Regions from separate parts of the Homo sapiens genome. Here region 1 is linked to region 2. Evidence: chromatin loops called from intact Hi-C (ENCODE). Cell type or tissue: tibial artery. All regions are shown on one strand.

The links. A loop is a pair of places that touch in the nucleus more often than their neighbours do. Peaks named below come from ENCODE experiments on the same cell type or tissue, not always from the same donor. Only the 100,000 strongest peaks of a DNase experiment are listed, where the experiment ranks them.
Region 1: it touches region 2 in a loop (4-fold over the local background); 56 of 110 quality-filtered maps call a loop at or near these places.

What each region holds. Positions count from the first base shown.
Region 1 is chr1:176,374,021-176,376,520 of GRCh38, reverse strand. No RefSeq gene overlaps it. Among named protein-coding and RNA genes, the nearest start is that of PAPPA2, 88 kb to the left of the region's middle. RefSeq lists a silencer at 1,325-1,424. In tibial artery, a CTCF peak has its summit at 1,374 (motif pointing left); a DNase peak (open chromatin) is centred at 1,351.
Region 2 is chr1:176,842,462-176,844,961 of GRCh38, reverse strand. PAPPA2 (pappalysin 2) reads right to left here. Exons shown (of 23, transcript NM_020318.3): 23 at 1-2,500. Among named protein-coding and RNA genes, the nearest start is that of MIR488, 190 kb to the left of the region's middle. In tibial artery, a CTCF peak has its summit at 1,051; no DNase peak of the experiment used is centred here; H3K27ac peaks cover 427 bases.

The DNA of each region.
Region 1 (2,500 bases), 470 kb after region 2:
GCCTCCAGCCTCTTATTACTTACTTCTTTTTTTCCTCAGGGTATAAACTTAAGTGTCATTATTTTAGTCCAAATTCTCCTCAAGCATAACACTATGGAAGAATTTCAAGAGAGGAACCATTGAAAATGATGAGTGTAATAAATCTGGTGTCCTCGGCTCCACCTTCCAGACTGAGTCCAGACTTACCTTCCAAACTGAGTCCTGCACCAAGAAAGTGATGTTTGGAGTCTGCTTTTGTTCCAACCAAACCCAGAGGTCATGCCTAGAGGAGGAAAAGTAAGTGGAGGCCAAGAGAATCATCTCAATTGTTCAGGCCCTGGATTGCTCCTGCCATCCTCCTAGGGCTCCTGAAAGGGTGGCTATTGAAGAGGAGAGGAGGGCATAGGGAGCAAGGGAGATTCTTTTCAAATTTTCCAAACCTGATTATTATGCACTTTTCACACTTTCCCTATGAACAGACAACAAATGACATGACCAGGAGAGTCCGAGGGATAGTCATAAAGTACATGTCATATACAGGACTGCTCATGAGAAAATAATATATTAAAACTCCGGGGAGAAACTACCGGTCCCCCTCAAAAAACTCCACCACCCAAGCACACTAGATGCCATTCTATCCACTGTTAAGCTCTAACTTCATGGTTTAAGAACCTTAATTTCTGTTATAACTATGCATATACTCCTAGGCTTAACATTTAAGCCAGTATCAGCTACTTCAACCACAAGGTAAATTAATTTCTATCCGTTGCTAACATAACTTTGATGAGTGAGGGAAGCCAAGAAGGAAAGAGAAAAGGGAAGAAAAGAAAGGGGAAAAGAAGGGAAAGGAGAAAGAGAGCAATAGGAAATGAACCTGTGCACAAAAATAAGAATAAAGGCTGAGATTATTGCCTTCATAACGTTGCAAAAAGTATTTGTCCTATTAAGGCAAAATCAAAATTTTAAAATATGACCCTTTGAGAATATCTACCGAAGAGTACCTACAAATCAACTAAGAATCATCCCTGGAGAGAACCCTACACTCCTGCGTTAGAATCACAAGAATTACTCCTTTTATCTCCAAACATCTCCAGAATTATCTAATTTCTGAACTGTTCCTCTTTTCTTCCTCCACCAGGCATAATCTGGGATTATTTCAGAGAGAATTAAGCATCTCCCTAACAAATCTTGCCTCTCTGACACAAGCTGTGGGAGGCTCCAGGTCATTGCTCCGAGATTTGCAGCGTTTGGGCTACTACAATTCAGTTCTCCATTCTGCAACTTCTAAAGAAACAACCTGAAAAAAGAAAAGCTAGCAGAATCCTTCAACTGTAGGAAGAACTGCCAACTTTCTCTTGGGGTAAGGGCACCCTCTGGCGGTGAGTGTCTGTATGTGGCCTAACAGCACCATCTCTGAGATACGCAGTTCCTTAAGTGAGCCAAACGTGAGCCAACTGTAATCCTTCCAGATAGAAACTATTCCAGGATTTCTCTAGGTAGCAAAATGATCTACTGAACTCAAAATTATAACATTTGGGTTTACAATCTTGCACTATTACTAGTGTGTGATGTTTGCCTAATCACCTCTCTTAGCCTCACTTCTATTAAATTTAGGAATACAATGCCAACATTAGGATCAAATGAAAATACCTACTATTCAGTAAAGTACTATATACGTTAAAACAAGACATACTATTATGGATTATCAAATAGATACAGATCTCAGATTCAAATACAAAGTTCTTAATACTATATTCTTATCCTGCTAGCCTTGTCATGTTACCCTTACAAATCCTGTTTTGCTTTGTTTTGTTTGAGACCAGGTCTCACTCTGTCTCCCAGGCTGGAGTGCAACAGCATAAACATGGCTCACTGCAGCCTCAACTTTCTGAGGTCAAGCAGTCCTTCTTCCTCAGCCTCCCGAGGAGCTGGGACCACGGGCACGTATCACCACATCTGGCTATACAAATATTTTATAATGATAGTTTTCTTCTGGATGCCTGCCTTTGACCTTCACCTAGTTCCTTGTCATTCTATGTCCATGTCACTGCTGCAGCCTGATGTTTCTGCCTCCAGTTTCTCCTCCAAACTGCCTTGCCAACTGCTCTATTAACCTTCATGTCTGTGTTCACCAAGCCACTCCCCAGCTTTGGACCTAATGACAACTTCGCATGACCTGGAGAAGGAATTTAAAAGAACAAAAGATAGCCTGAACAAGCAGACCTTCAACAGCATAGCCAGAGTCCACCTGGCAGTCCTCCACATCTTCCATCCTGGGATCCTTAAGGTGATTGATTTTGTGCCTTTTCCTTCTTTTCTGCCGATTATCAGGTAATCCCTGATAAGGGATACAGGGCTTTTATTATCTGGCCCCTACGTACCTCTCCTACCTCATCCTGCTCTGCTGTTTTATATAGACACTACATTCCACCCAAACCAATCTCCTAATACTTCTGTTTATCATGCCTACATGTCTTTGTACATGAGTTTCCTTTGCCTAAAGCAAATTTACCACACTCTG
Region 2 (2,500 bases):
CAGGAACTTTCCTTTTGCTTTCCCAGAGCAGTGGTGAATTGCAGATAATAAAATATTTTAAAATGAAATTTAAAACAGAAATGTTCTTACTGTTGCTCTTGTGGAGAGACTGCATGAAGACACACACTGGCATGAACCACAGGCTCCATGTTCCTGAGCTGAGTAATGCCCAGGATAACAATTCCTCTGCCTCAATCTCAGACAAAGTAGGATTCTCCAAGGCAGAACTTAGAATGTGTCTAGCAATTTGGACATTTTCCCCAATAAAACAAGTTTATAAAATTTTGAAAATAGAGTGTCTAAACTTTTCCATTGTCCTTTGCATATTGAAGCCTATCAGAATCCCAAGAATAAATATGTTTGTCTTCTTGGGGGCACTAAGCATGACCCAAGACAATGAATGGTATCTGAACTACATTTTCTTTACACTAGAGATTAGTAGACAAAAGGTTTTTTTTGAATGGGTGAACTCTGCTCTTTCCTTTTCCCAATAACTTTGCAACCCTCATTCCACAAACCCACAGATTAATGTGGGTACATCACCTTATTCGTGTTTTATTCTCTTTCAGGATATTGTTCTTCCCTACGTGATAGTGTGGATAATATTTCTATCATTGTGGTAGTATTTCCTATTCCTATTTGCACAGCCATTGCTCTAGTGTTGATGGGAAGAGTAGAAAAACTGTGGTCAAAGCAAAAGAGCAGAAGATGAGAAGAGACCACAGCTGAGCTCTAAATTTTGTCTGTTCTTGGTTTCCATTGGAGAAGAAACTTTAAAGGAGACAAGCCTCACTCACAGCCTTCCTAAAATGAGTAAAACTAGAATGTTAAACAGAAACTGGCTCCTTACTCACTTTCCCTAGGGTCTAATCCAGAAACCGTTACAAGAAAATGTAACTGCAGTAGATCACATCCCAGTGAGCCTGGGATGTAAATAGAGAGAGGCTTAATATGGTCATTTCATGTGCATTCCATCTATTGGATAAGAAAGGGTAAAAACAACAAAATGGACATTAAATAGTTGAAATTCTTCTGTCTCCCCACAGAGTGTCACCCTTGCTCCATGCATTTCCATGGCTTGCTCAAGTCAAAATCTCTGGCTCACAGATTTTGTACATGATACTTGAAGAGAATTTATCTCAGATTCTTCATTGCTCAAGGGACCCACTTTGGTCTTCTTTGGAGACTTGGAACAAGGACCGAGTCTCCCTGATCACTTCCATTCTCATGCCCGGGCCTGGATTTAACCCTGACAGCTCTTGCCTGTTCTTTCATCTCCTCCCACCTTTCCCCTATATCATTTCCATAAAATTTTTCCTCCAGAAAAATCAACACTTGGTCATGTGACTGGCCAGACTTGGAGACTTCTAACAAGAAGTAGGACTACAGGCCAAGTATGAGGAGTGTGTGAGTTCCTGTAATCCTGGTGATCAGAGAATGGGCCATAGTACAAACTTGTTGACTGGCTGACAGCCACACTTGGAACAGGCATGTGTGGAAGTGCAGAAAATCCTAGGTCTCACCGACTCCAGTTGGGAGTTCTGAGAAGTTGACAAAAGTTAGTATATTCTTTGTGGACAGATATTCAAGAACCATAGTCTAGTTCTCCTGGACCCATCACCAATGGTATTCACACTCAACTTCCTATGCCTCTTAGTACCACCATTCCAACTCCCCATCTCCTTGGTCATAAAATGGGCCCAGCTCCCAGGTCATAAAAAAAAAGATGATTAGCTTTACATGCTAGCATCCAGAATTCCATCTAATTACTCTCTCTCCTTCTGTACTTCCCATTCAACCTGCCAATCCGCATCCATAGAAAGATGGGAAAATAAGTTGCCTTTCTGTCCTCAAAGTCTCAACATTCATCTTGAATGTGAACTTCACAGCAGCATGTGTGGAACAATGAATAATTTTTAGCTTAGTAAACAGCAAAAAATATAATATATATAATATATTTATATAATTATGTTTAAATACTTATAAAGAATTAATAACTAACTTCATTATTTAAGGGAAACTACACAAAAAGAAAAAGAGCCAGTTGAGAGCAGACAAGCTCTGAAAGATGGCAATCCATTCAAAATGGGTATTAACAGTATCCCTGCCAACTTCTCCTCTAGTATTTTGGTATTGGTTTACAAGTTGGGTGGGACTGAGTAGTTGGCAGGGGGTGGAGCGGAGAGCAGGGCAAGAGTTGAGGATAGGATTTAATAGAATATAAGTGAGGGAGGAGGGTCCTTATATATCTATCATATTTCCCCTTCCATGTTAATCAACTGCCACTTTAAAGAAACTTTTGCCTATGATTCTCTCCTACTTGGGCTACTTGATGAACTAGTTCACACCTATCAATATCCTCTTGCATTTCTTATAAGATCCTTCATGCTCTTCCTCCTTCTTCCATTTCATGATTGTTCTTCTTCATTCACCCTTTGTTTCCTCCTGGGTCGGCCTCTCTTTCTTACTGCCTCTGAGGCAGTGGAGGGAGGGGCTTGTT